3 separate regions of the Homo sapiens genome follow, and all the other regions are linked to region 3. The links are chromatin contacts, found by Hi-C in ENCODE. All regions are on one chromosome and are shown on one strand. The core of a region is the stretch at or near the end of the contact, and the rest is flanking DNA. Distances in the headings are between cores, read along the strand shown. Region 1 has its middle 310 kb from the start of LINC01753. Region 2 holds the start of LINC01767 (long intergenic non-protein coding RNA 1767). Region 3 overlaps LOC105378741 (a long non-coding RNA gene).

What was found. Hi-C counts contacts between places; a loop is a spot of excess contacts on that map. Pooled maps may share reads with other maps.
Region 1: a loop to region 3 is called in a map of ascending aorta, with 2.4 times the contacts of the local background. The contact joins two enhancer-like sites. A Hi-C loop is called at or near these places in 2 of 168 maps with a recorded cell type or tissue (CD8-positive, alpha-beta T cell and ascending aorta) and 3 of 50 pooled maps.
Region 2: a loop to region 3 is called in a pooled map, with 2.2 times the contacts of the local background. The contact joins the promoter of LINC01767 here to the enhancer-like site in region 3. A Hi-C loop is called at or near these places in 2 of 168 maps with a recorded cell type or tissue (aorta and cardiac septum) and 4 of 50 pooled maps.

The regions. Positions count from the first base shown.
Region 1 is chr1:55,630,398-55,634,754 of GRCh38, forward strand. No RefSeq gene overlaps it. Among named protein-coding and RNA genes, the nearest start is that of LINC01753, 310 kb to the right of the region's middle. Within about 2 kb of position 1,919, at least 5 of the 41 ENCODE cell types and tissues checked have a DNase peak (open chromatin) inside an H3K27ac peak, as active enhancers do; they include ascending aorta, where a contact is called at or near this core.
Region 2 is chr1:56,412,005-56,416,511 of GRCh38, forward strand. LINC01767 (long intergenic non-protein coding RNA 1767) reads left to right here and starts at 2,959. Exons shown (of 4, transcript NR_147163.1): 1 at 2,959-3,146; 2 at 3,244-3,338; 3 at 3,529-3,605; 4 at 3,778-3,962. LOC124904185 (a long non-coding RNA gene) reads right to left here. Exons shown (of 2, transcript XR_007066106.1): 2 at 1-523.
Region 3 is chr1:56,072,858-56,077,712 of GRCh38, forward strand. All of the region lies in intron 2 of LOC105378741 (a long non-coding RNA gene), which reads right to left. Among named protein-coding and RNA genes, the nearest start is that of LINC01755, 130 kb to the left of the region's middle. Within about 2 kb of position 1,739, at least 12 of the 41 ENCODE cell types and tissues checked have a DNase peak (open chromatin) inside an H3K27ac peak, as active enhancers do; they include ascending aorta, where a contact is called at or near this core.

The sequences.
Region 1 (4,357 bases), core at 669-3,168, 440 kb before region 3:
ATGTATTCAGGATGGTATCTGGGTTCTCTGTTCTGTCATATCAGTCAGTCTATCCTTGCTGTATTACTTCAGTGTGTTAATGCTATATACAGCTTTTTAAGCCATCTGATCCGATAAAAATTTATATAATCTAGGTACAAATCTTTTTAAGTTTCATAAAAACTTCCTGTTGGAATTTTGGTTGAAACAATTTGATACTATAGATTACATTCAGGAAAATGACATCTCTATGATATTGACTTTTCCTATCCATGAACATAGTAAACATTTACATTTATTAGTTTTTTCTGAATTGTTTTACACTTTTCTCCCTAGAGGTCTTGTATGTATGTACACACATCTCCCCCCAACATATAATATATACTTTATGCATTTTATGTTTGAATAGATGCTACCTTTTCAAAGGTTACTTATTTCAAGTGCCTCTTCAATCTTAATTTGTAATTCACTTTTGCATATTGATGTTATATCAATCACTTTAGTCTCTTATTATAATAATTGGCATATTTTTTCAGTTTCTGACAATTGAAAATTACCAAATACACTATGAGTTTTCCTTTTCTTATCGTTTTTATTTCTTTTCTTGACTTACTGCATTGGTTAGGACCAATATTGAATAGGGAATTATTGTTTTGTTCTTTTCTCCTAGCAAATTGTTTCTAACATTTTACCTTTAAGTATACTTTACTATAGATTTCTGATAGGTAACTTTCATCAGATTAAAAAAGTTTTCCTCTACTCCTAGTTCTATAAGAATTTTAAATTATAAAACTATTCTATTTTATTGAATATTAAAAATATTATTGGGGTTGATAACCTCTCTTTATTGTTAGTAAAATGAATTAATTATGTCAATGGGTTTTAGATACCAAGCCAAACTTGCATTCCTGAGATAAATGAAACATTATCAAATTGTATTATGTTTTTTATTCATTGCTAGAACCAACTTGAAAAAATTGAGTTTAGAATATTTGAATCTCTGTCCAAGAGTGGCAGTGGTCTGTAATTTTTATTTTTCATATCATCCATGTCTGGATTTGGCATAAAAAGTGCACTAATCTTATAAAACTAGTTTGAGAGTATCCCTCCATCTGTTCTCTTAAGGAGTTTATATAAAATTGTAATTATTCCTTGAGAGTTTGGTAGAACTTATTAAAATCATCCATTTAAGCCTGGAGCTTTCATAGCAGCAACAAGATTTAAAAACAGTGACTCAATTTCTTTAATAGTTATGTAGTGTTTAGGCTTTCTATTTTTTTTTGACTTAGACAAAATGGATGAATCATCAAGAGATATAATAAAACTAAGAGAAGGTTAATTTCTAGTATTGCATAAACCAATTAAGGGGAGGAAATCTATGAGTACTATCAAATGGGCAGTGCAGGCCTGGAGCAGTGGCTCACATCTGTAATCCCAGCACTTTGGGAGGCCTAGGCGGGTGGATCACTTGAGGTCAGGAGTTTGAGACCAGCCTGAGCAACATGGTAAAACCGCATCTCTACTAAAAATACAAAAATGAGTCTGGCATGGTGGCGAGTGCCTGTAATCCCAGCTACTTGGGAGGCTGAGGTAGGAGAATCACTTGAACCTGGGAGGTGGAGGTTGCGGTGAGCTGAGATTGTGCCACTGCACTCCAGTCTGGGTGACAGAGTGAGACTCTGTCTCAGGAAAAAAAAAAAAAAAAAGCAATGCAAAATGAAACGCTGGTATTTTAAGATACTTCTAAAATTTATACTGTCAATCCTAAAGGTATAAATGAGGTCAAGATGTTGAGCATATTTTACAAAAAATCATGAGTCATTCTTATGCTTTGCATAACTTCTAATGTCTAAAAATGATTCATAAGAATCTTCGGGTTGAACATAGAACACTTTGTGACATAAAAGAAGAAAATAGTCTGTATGGGTGGGGACAAGTATATGCTATGATGAGTAGATAATTTTTTAGTGATATGACTGGCAATGAATGAACTCTTAGAATCAAGGGAATGTAGTCCTCGTTATTCATTAAAATGCCTTGTATTTTCTCATATCTCTGCTCTTGAGTAAGCAGTTTCCTCTTTTCATCATGTGATAAACTCCAATTTTAAAGACTCAGTTCAAACTGATGTCTTCTGTGACAACATTCTGAGTGCTCTCCATGTACACTGAAACCCACTCTATCAATAAGAGCAAAAACCCCTAACACAGAAATATTTGTTCTGAGTTTTTGGGTTGTTCTTCCCCATCAGGCTGTAAGCTCATTGAGAAAGGGTCATATCTTAATAACTTTTGTGTATCCTGTAGACAGTGCAATGCTTTACAGAAGGCGGCCAATTACTTTTCAGTAATGTTTAATAACAAATAAGCTGTTTATGGTCATCTCCTACTTTCTTGATTCTTTTATAACTTACCTGTCAGTAATCAGAGATCTGCATCAGAAATGAAACTGAATATAAAATCTTAGGAGATCATTTTTCTCCCTTTTTTGAAATCCTTTATTATCTGGCTACTCAAATTTGGTAGCTGGGAGGTTAGGAAGGGATGGTGGCAGGCCTTCTATTTCTCCTGTTTTCATTCTGAGCAAGATCTTGCTTGTTCTGGTCTGGTGCTGTTGGATTTGATTCCTGTCGGCCTCCTGTAACCAGACCTGCAATGTAATCTTACACCTAATTAGGCAGTCCTGCAGCAAGCCCTGACCCTTGCCATTTGAAGGATGATTTATTTTTCTTTGCTGTGCTCAGCAAAGTAGAGGCTGCAAAGTCATTCGGGAGGTCAAACTGCTCTTTCCCCTGCTCTAATCAAGTCCTTCCAGCCTCCTGCCTTCTTTGGCCCATGGATGGGTACTTCTTTCCAGAGGCCCCACAGCAGATATGGGTGGGCAGAAGGGTGGTCTCTCAGTGTGGCATTCAGAGGGAGACAGGACAATACTTTTGTCTTCTGTCGAACTCGTCAACATGGATTCAATTGTATCTCTTGCCTACTTAAAATCAATAGATAGCTTCCACAAACTCTTTAGCTTGGGTAGTCACCCCTCAAGGTCCTGCTCTTACCTTTTTCTCCAACACTACCTCTCAGAGTATAAATTCCTGGGAAAAAATGCCATACAGCTGAAAAATTGTGTAGTTCTTCAAACGATAGTCCATTTCGGGTCTCCTACTTTGAGCATAGTGTTCTTCTGCCTGGAATGCTCTGTCTCTTCATCTTCTTCCTCCTCAATCCTCTTCAGGTAGTCAGTTTAGTATGACTCTTCAAAATTCTGTTTGTGTCTCCTTCTCCTGGAAGCTTTCCAGGATTGCCCCAGCCTGGGATAAATTCTATTATTCCTTACTCTCACTGCATTCTGTTGCATCATTATGTAAGGACATATATCACATTATATTTTAATAGTTGATTTAGAGGTTTTATCTTCCCACGGAGTATAAACTCTTAGAAACTAAAGAAAAATGCTGTCAAAGTGCCTAGGTAGTGTCTCTCACAGAGTAGGTCCTAGGTAAATATGCTAGTCAAATTAACAAGTCAAAGAGGAGTTGAAGGGAGTCCAGATGTTGTGTAAAATGCAAGAATGGGGCTGGGGAGAGGCCAGGCTGACCATGGAGTGTTGGGCAGATGGGAAGGCACACTGTTGAGCCGGGGGTCATCTTGGGTGCTATTTACCTAATGGCGGCTCTTAGGAAAGACAATGACTAGAGCCATTAGGTCTGATGGCTGATCGCTGGGCCAGGATCCTAAGAAGTGAGAAATAATGGAATAATGGCAACTTTATATCCTGAAGGGAAGTATAAATACTGGATAGAAAAGGAACTCACCTAAGGGGAGCAAGTGGGTGCATAAAGTTGATCTTGGATACAGATTGGTGGTGAGCGAGGAATAATAGACTGAGCCAAGTCCAAGGCAGGGTCTTTCAAATGGTCTTCTGGTGTGAGCTCAGGGAATTACGTGAAGTTCCAAGGGAGATGGGGGCTGTGGGGACCTGAAAGATGAAATCAAGGTAAAGAGCAGAGCCACTAGAGATGCTATTGGGTACCACAAGTGTCTGGAGTTTCATACACTTGAGAGGAGGGTACTTTTCCTACATTAGAGGCTTGTATACAGTGACTGTTGGAGTGAAAGGGTGACCTGCTCCTAACAGCCATCTTAAAATGGCATATTCACCATGGCAAGACAATCCAAATTCCTTGTAAGATTCAGCACACAGGTGCTAGTCTCTACTTAGTTCTGAACCAGTTCCTTGACCTGTATTTATACCTGGTTCCATGTTGCTCCTAACCCTGTTGGTCTCCGACCTTTGTGAGGTTCTTCTGTTTATCCAGCCTGCCTCACTTGTTTGACTTGACACTGCACTGCTCCTTCTTGGCTCTGATCCCAGGCCCTTGGCA
Region 2 (4,507 bases), core at 1,709-4,208, 340 kb after region 3:
CAGCACCAGGGGCTCCCTGGAAGAGCCAGGGCCCATTCAAAAAAGTCACAAAACAACTCCCCAGGATGTGACCAGGATAAGAATCACATCCTAAGATTCAGCTTCAGGAAAGTTTATCCCAAAATAAACCCAACACTGAAGTAAATAAAGCATTAGGAATATTTTGGGAGAGCAATTTCACAGAACTACAAAAAAGGAAAAAAGATGCTATTGTCAACAGCCTTTGTTCAGACATTCTGTATTTCTGGCACATCTTGTTAAGTGGCGGTTTTGTATCTGACATTTATGCAAGGGGGAAATGACCCATGTTTATGAAAATTATACCATTTCTTCTAAGGGTAAGAGTGTCCTTTAAGCACTGGTTTGAGATAGGCAGAGAGTTTGATGAGGATTCAAGGTTGTGATGATTAAAGCCAGGGTAGGAGGAACATGTAATTTGTGCAAAAGAACCCGGAGAACAACAGCAAAGGGAGAACTCTGTTGAATATATACAAAGGGGACGCTGCTTTGCAGTCTTGTTTCCCTAGGAGGAAGAGGGAACACAAACAGAAAGTTTTTATGATTTCACAGAACAAGAGAAGGCTCAACACTTGGCATAACAAAAGGTAAAATGTTTGGGATAATGGACACCAACTAAGCCTTATCTCCACTTGCACATTCAACCAAAACAAACAGATTCTATTAGTATCACCTTCACTAACGTGATTGCATTCATCCATTCATCCAATATTTAACAAATACTGTGTATTATACCCCGCTAAGCATTGGGAATGCCACAGTGATGAAAACACAGTCTGTGCCCTCGAGAAGCTCCTAGGACAGCAAGAAAAACAGATCTGTGAAGAGGCGATGATAAGAAGGTAATGAGTGCTCTAAATTTTGGTGGGAGGCCGGATGTGGTGGCTCACACCTGTAATCCCAGCACTTTGGAAGGCCAAGGAGGGCAGATCACCTGAGGTCACGAGTTTGAGATCAGACTGGCTAACACAGCCAAACCCCATCTCTACTAAATATATATATATATATATATATATATATATGTATTAGCTGGGTGTGGTGGCATGCACCTGTAGTTCCAGTTACTCAGGAGGCTGAGGCACGAGAATTGCTTGAACCTGGGAGGCAGAGGCTGCAGTGAGCTGAAACTGCACCATGCACTCCAGCCTGGGCAACAGAGGGAGACTCTGTCTCTAAATTAATTAATTAATTTAATTAATAAAATAAAATAAATGTTGATGAGGAAGTAGGAATCCAGGGAGACTTCCTAGTGATAATGACACCTGACCTCAAAATCCCAGAGAGGATGGTGGCTGGGGTTTTCACAGAAGGAGATGGATGCTGATGGTCATTCCAAAGATATCAATCAACAACTTTCTTCAGTCTTTTATCTTCAGTGCATTTATCACTCCATTTAAATTTTCCAGAATTGGTAAAACTTCTATGGGTCTTAATTTAAATATGATAAGCAATAACTTGTTACATTTGACTTAGGAAAACTGCATGATCCAGTGGTGACAAACCACAGGTCTGGGGATAGGCAGACCTGGGGTTGAGTTCTGCCACTACCACTTGCCAGCTGTGGGCACATCACTCACCCTGTCAGGTCCATGCCCACCTCACAGGGATGTTACTAGAAATAACATGAGGCAATTGAAGCATCTGGCACCTAATAACATTCTGTTCTTCCCCTAGGATCCTGTGACCACATCACAAACATCCCCCAGTTCCACGGGTGACTGTTTATCGTAACCCCACAGCCTTCCTTCAACCCAGCTGCTACCATCTCTCACCTGTACTATGTGATAGCCTCTGGACTTTTGTCCCCACTTCCTGCCTCATTCCGCTTTGGTCTGTTTTTCACAAAGCAGCCAAAAATGCTTGAAAATGCGTGGTGCTCATGCCTTTCCTCTGCTTCACACCCTCCCACGATTCTCCCTTGACCTCTGATAAAGTCGAAACTTTAGAACAGCTTTCATGGCCTTAATTGTTCAGCCCCTGCTCCCCTTTCAGCCTGGTCTGCCTCCCGCTACCCCATTCCACTCCATGCTCATGTTTGTCCACAGACTTCTGCCTGGAACACCATCCCTGCTGCACACCTCTTCTGCATGCTAATGCCTCTCCCTTCTCAGTGCTTCCTGGAGGAAGCCCTATGCTTTGATGCTTCTTCCAGGAAGCAACCCATGATTTCTGACCACCACAACCACGCCAAGCAACACTGGATTCAGTGCTCCCTCTCTGTCCTTCCTACCTTCTGTTTTTTCCCCATTTATCACAGTCTGTTACAATCTACTTCTCCGTATCCATCACTAGATAGTCATTTCTTAGGAATAGCTTTTGAAGCTTTTATCCCATATCTGACCTATTTTGAATGAATGAATAATCTCACAATGAATGAATGGCAGGGATGAGATTAAAACTCAGGTCAATCTGATCCCCAAACGTATGGGTTCCCATCATCCCAGTTGAAACCTAACTAAAAACTGAAGTAGTGCCATCCCCCCTCCACTGCCCCATACCCCCAATGGGTCTGCTCCCACCAGCCCCCCACCCTGCCCCCCACCACACACACACACACACACACACACACATCCCTAGCTTAGGGTCCCTCTATTTGGCATGGACTCATTTTCTGCCAGGAATGCATATCTTCCTTGCAGGCTGAGGCACTATATGGACTGTACTAAAAACACTCAACCCACTGATTCTGGTGAAATTATTTTGGAGTGACAGGGATAGGCAGGGGCTTTCCTGGGCTCAGGACTCTAGCTGGGGAGTGGCAAAAGCCACAGTGCAACTCAACTCAGGAGAAAATAAATGCCTGGAAATTTGAGCCAGCTGTTTTTTTCTTACTCACCAAAGTGCATTGAGTCAACCCTTAATCTTTTGTCAATATTTGCGGACTGAAAACACGACAAACCACCCCCTGTGCCGCTCAGAGTGTAGACACTGACTGATGGGACCAGGTACAAAATCCCCTGGGACAAAACAGAACTTTCATAACTGGCTGTAGAGTTATTGTTTTTGCCTTTTGGAAGCTTCCACCTTGTGACGGGAAGAGCACTGTCAGCCCAACACAGAAACTCTGCCGCCTGGAGTCACGTGGATCCAGATGCGAAGGGACTCCAACGTCATGCTAAGGAGTTTGGGTAATAACAATGATAAAATGCACTTATTGAGGTAGTGTTTAATGTGTTTAATGTATCTTCTTTACACGTGTTTAATGTATCTTCTTTAATCCTGAAGGCTAAGAATTTGTACAGCCATATTACAGATTTGGAAAATGATGTGAAGAGAAGCTAAGGGATTTGCCACTGCCACTCAGCTGCCAAGGATCAGAGGCAGGATTCTAGTCTGTCCCCTTTGTTCCATCACCCCTGCCTCCCCCTGGGCCCAGCCACCATCACCTCTCCTGGGGGGAGCTCCTAATTGTTCTCCCTTCTTCCTCTTGTGCGCTCCTCCAAACTATCTCCAGCCAAAGTGATCTTTAACAATGTAAATCCAGTTATATCACTCTTTCCATTGTAACAGACATTACTTCTACTTCTCAACGTCCATCCTCCAACCATTGTCCAGTGATTCAGGCAGAATTCCCTCCTGCTCAGGAGGTGAGTCGACCCAGTAGTGCCACTGGCTCTGCAACAGGAATTGGTTAGCAGGGCTTTGCATCTCCTTGGCCACAGACGTTGGGCAGGTGTGGAAAAAGGCCATCAGCTAGATGCTCAAGATTGAATTCTGAGATTGTGGGGGTGATGCTCTTGCTCTCATCCCTGTCTGCAGGTAGCCATCCTGTGACCCTGGAAGAAACCAGCCCAAGGAAGGTGCTAACCTACAGAAGAAGGACATGGCCAGGGTAATCACATAGACCCGGAGTTGAAGCCCTGACTGCACCACACCCGAAGCCTCCCCACCTTTCAACCTCTCGGTGATGGTGAACCAATAAACTCTTTTTATTGTTCAAGCCAGTGTGAGTTAGGTTCGCTATAATTTGCTGCAGAAAGTCTCCTGAGTGATTCAGATGCCTGTTGGTGCTCCTGGAATTGCATCCAGATGCCCTACCTTAGTATTAAAGTCTCACTCAACTCTAAGATCAATGAGTGGGGAGGGTGAGGGCTAGATTTTCATTGACCCTGGTGTTGCCAGCCCCTGCTGGACATCAATCTGGCACAAAGCAGACAATGTTAATTTTTTTTTCCTTGAAGGAGTAAACCCAGGTCTCTCTCCAGTGTCTTATCAGCCTCCCAAAGGCGGGGAATCCCACTGGGGTCCCTGATCACCTTCCAGAGCCACCTCTCTGCAATCAGCTGCATTTTGCTAGAATCGGCCTTGCTGTCCACCTTCCCCATCAGCGTCCTCATGGAGACCACCATGAGGGAGGGGCCAGCGGGTCTGAACTTGAGGCTATGTCTAGCAGTGTGTCTGAGCTCCAGGTACCCAGGAGGGGGCCATGGCCGAGTGATGCCCAGGGCACAGGATGGTGCAAGCAAGATGTAAACAAGATGCAAACAAG
Region 3 (4,855 bases), core at 489-2,988:
GTAGGAGAAGCTATTAATACAGGTCAGGAAGAGATTAGTTTTGGCTGGGTGCTGTGGCTCACAGCTGTAATCCTAGCATTTTGGGAAGCTGAGGTGGGCGGATCACTTGAGGTCAGGAGTTTGAGACCAGCCTGGCCAACATGGTGAATTTCCATCTCAACTAAAAATAGAAAAATCAGCTGGGCATAGTGGAAGGCACCTGTAATCTCAGCTACTTGGCAGGCTGAGGCAGGAGAATCACTTGAACCCAGGAGGCAGAAGTTGCAGTGAGCTGAGATTGCACCACTGCACTCCATCCTGGGCAACAGAGTGAGACTCCATCTCAAAAATAAATAAATAAACAAATATAGACAGGTCAGGAGTTGTGGGTTGTGGCTTTGCTTGACTTCACAGAAGAAAGAGAGAAAAATCAAACAGAACTAACTGTAAGCTACTGAGGACAATAATAGATGTTCATATCTTTGGTTCTAAGTCATCAAGAAAAGTTTAAACTATGTACAAGAACCTTCTCAAGGAAGCAGATAATTCATTGAGATAGATGCTTGGGGGTGAGGGCAAACCTCAGCTATCAGGAAATTCATCTCAAGTTAGCAAACGTGAATTCTCCTGTGATCCTAGGGTAATGAAGTAGTAACAGCAATAGAAACAACCATAATAATGGCTGGCTACTGCATTGTACTCTGCCTCTTAGGAGTACTTCCATTTTCTCATTTAATATTCAGATCAACCCCATGAGGAACAAATAATAATTTTTATTATCCACTCATTTCTCCAAGTGAGGAAATCAAAGCTCAGCTTGGTTAAGTAGCTTGCCAAGACAGCAGAGCTAGTCAGTGGCAGAGTAAGAATGCAAACCCTAGTCTTCTAACTTGAAGCCCAGTGCATTTCCCACCCTCTGATCTTCTCTCATCCTTATAAATAGCCATAAGACTAAGTAGTTCAAAAATATCTTCTTTCTGGTTCTCAGGCCCATTACAAATGCCACTTGCCCTGGGTAGGAAAATAAAGCCCAAGCTCTTTGCTGGACTATGTGCTAAGTCCTTGGCGCCCAGAAATAACCTCCTGGAGACTATGGGCCTTATATTTACCGCAAAGCAGTGGGTAAATAACTAGTTGGTGTTTTAGTGTTTTGTGGTCACTTAATCTGTTGTGTTGCTTCCCAAGACTCTGAAGGTTTCCTTTTTCAGTTAATTCTTATTTACGTTTCTGAGGTCTGTGTTGTTTTGGGTTTGGTTCATTGGATGTTTTTCTTGGAATGTGTTGCCATTGGCTTCAGGATGTTCCTGCTCTGCTATTTCATGGAATTTTCCCCGAGTGTGGATTGCTATGTATTTCTTCGGGGCAGTGAGCCAAGGCAGTGCTGGTATGTAATCTGTTCCTCTGGCCAGAAGACTTCTTGTCACCCATCCACATGGTGCTTGGTTGTATTTCTCCACTGATAATTCCCCTCCATCTGTTAATGTGCAGGAACCTTGGACTTCAGCCATCTTGTGTGTTGTGCGTTATTGGCTCTGGATAAGACAAGGCCAGTTGCTTCTGATAGAGATTGTGTCAACTGATTCTACCAGTTTGTTCTATCAGCCCAGGGTTGGGGAAGGAGATAGATGCCAAGTGTCATAGAAAGAGTGGAGAAGGCTCACAGGGTTAATGCTATAGACAAAGCAAGAATTTGTGATTGAAAACGTCCAGCCCTTCACACAGCCCTATGCCCCAGTAGGAGAAGAGCCAGGAATGCCAGGTGCATTGAAAACACCACACTCTCCCATGGCTCTCAGCGAGCCTTTCTTCCTTTGTCTTTGACAATCCAATACAAAGTATGTGCCAAAGAAAAATAAGAATTTGTTCCATATCAGAAAGTTTCGTTCTTTGGATATTTTCTTTGTGGGTAAAAATAAAATATTAGAAAGGTCAAATAGTGTTTGTTCAATAAAATGGTATGCTTCCCAAGGCTTTCAGCCTAATTAAGATACAAAGCACACATTGAGGCAGAAAGTTGCCCTCGATAAATTCTTTGTTTGGCTATTTTATTTATCGTACTTCATTCCATTGTTTTGTGTGTTGTATATCTTACTCTTTCCATAAGGAATTTGTGATAGCTTACAAAAATGTGTCAATAAAAAATAAAATATCTTTAAATCACTGGAAGCATCAAGGTGAATGGATAATATTAAAGATATGAATAAGATTAGGGTTAGTATTTCATAACAGATAACCCTGTAAAATTGTTAAAAGCGATTCATCAAATTGACTAAAAAAATCCTACCGTTTATCACTTGAAGTGTGCTGTGGCTCTCTAATCTATAGGTAGTCTAAATTGGGTGCATTTAAGAATCTGCACAGTTTGATTTTAATTTGGAGGTGAAAGAGGCCAACTCTAATCCCCACATTGACTTCACATGCACTGGCGCACATCTGAAGGTCAACAGTTTTCATATTTGCAAAGAGACAAGAGGAGAACTAATACTTACTAGGTACCTAATACATATTAGGCATTGTACCAATAATTTGACATTTAATAATTCATTGATATTCTCAACCACTCTATGAGATAATAATTACCTCCATTGGACAGATAACATAAGCAAAGCTGAGTAACTTGGGCAAGTGTACTCAACTAGTAGGGACAAAACTAAGATCAACACAGGTATATTTGACCTCAAAGTCAACGTTCTTCTCATACTGTGCCTGACAGACAGGTAAGAGGGTATGGAATATGCTTCCCCCAGTTGATGAGTGTCGAAACTCTCAAACAAACGTGGTTTATTCTGAGCTTGCCCTCAAGCTGTAGGTTGACCAGGAAATAAGTATAAGTTCAAAGCAGATCACAGTGTTTGGAAGTTAAGGTCAACAGAAAGACATATCTGTGGTTATGACACTATACACTGCCATACAAATGTCCTCCAACCATTCCAGAGAGAACATAGGTAAGTTCCTCCAAATTGAAGACATTCATAAAAATAAAAGAATAAGAAGCTATAGTTGTATATGGAATGAGCAGTCATATTAATCAGACAGAGAATGGCTATGGTGTTTGTTGTACCTTCCAGTCAGAGCAAACCAGTAACATTAGAAATCTTTGTGGTCTCCAAAATTCTTGCATCTCTGACCCTTCTCAAGTGTCATCCTCTCTATTTTTCCCCATTTTCCCTTCCTGGCAAACTCCTACTTATTCCACAATTTCTCAAATGCCACTTCTGCAACGACTTTTCTCTGTCTCTCATATGACCTTAAAGAGCTCTCTTTTCTGTGCAGTTACTAAAGTTAGGTACATCCACATCATACAAATTCATTACTATAATTTTGTATGCTTCCCCCAGTTCCTATTGGATAGTGAACAAATATATGACAAAATATATATTTTCATCTTCTAATTTCTAGTTAGATTATTTAATTTTTAAAACAACTTTTGAAAGTAGCAATTTTTACTATTCTCATTTTACAGATGAGGAAAATGAGATATAAAAGTATAGAGTAACTTGTTCAGTTATAAAGCAAGTACATGGCAGACTTATACCCAAGCAGGGTGGTTCCAGAATCCTTACTATATAAATATCCTCATCAGACCTGTCTGAACCCCAGTCTTCTATTTCTTACTCTTCTTCCAGAGAAGGTTCTTCTAATCCTCTTCTCCCAACATCCCCACCTCTTCTCTCATCACAACTTGATTTCTTCCTCCCACAAAGTATGTTGACTCCCACCTAATTATGGAGACTAATACGGAGTTAGCTGGAGCCCTATCCTGGCTCCAGGGTCCAAGTGCTCCTCTTACAACCCTCAGGCTACTCAGTATACAAAGGACTCTCCAGCTATGAGGGCCCACCCATCATGGGAGGGAGTGGGGGTTTATAAATAAAAATTATAATATTAATAAAACATCTGCTTCAGGTTGAGCTCAAAAGAAACCAGACTCTGAATTGAAGATTAACATATAGGACTTTACTGGGGAGCTCTTGCATACTTAATTGGGATGATACTTGTGGAAAGGGAAGAGAAAAATGCAGGGTGGGCAGAGTGAGAAGCTGAGCTGTGATATATAGCTCCAACAAAGGCCTCAGCTTACCCCATGGGGAGTTCTGGTGTTGGTATGGTCTTTCAGAATTATACCAATTTGGGATACAGTGGCCAGGCCATAGATCAGTCATAGGAGGCAGGTTGACTCTCAAGAGGAGGTGTGACCTTGACTAAGGAGGGCTGAAACTGAGGGCTGTCTTCAGCATCCCTTCCTGCAGCTGGGGAAGTTAAGTCCTCCATTCCTGAAAGGAGACAGGGGTTCCATGTGGCCATAACAGCATCTATCCAACATCCCATCCTTTAAACACCCAGCATCCTAATATTCTAAGCACTTTAGCAAGGCAATTAAAGCAATTAAGGCTTAGCAACGTAAAGTAACTTGGCAGAGGTTACATAGACAGTAGCAACTGAGTTGGTACTGGAACTCAAGCCTGGCTGATTGCAAAGCCTATGTTCCTTCTCCACATCAACTTATCTCCCTCTGGCACATTATAAATTGTATGACAGCATGTATGTGGTAATCTTTTGAAGACCAGAAATACACACTCATAGAACTGATCTCTTTCCAGAACTGCACTCTTCCATCATCCCCCAAACAAGCAATTCCCTCTGAGCCCACACACCCTCTTGCTCTCATTTTCCACATGTTTACTTGGATGTAGTCGCCAATTACATACTAGGCAGATGTCATCTGGAAAAGAAGCCACAGTCATTGTCAAAGAAAAGTTAAAACTGCTCTCAAATTGGACTTGATGTCTAGTCTGGTCTACAGTTGAGGCTACTTTGCCTTTAAAAAAATATTAGCAATCTTTCCCAGAATGTGGTTCATGAATCCTTTGGGTAA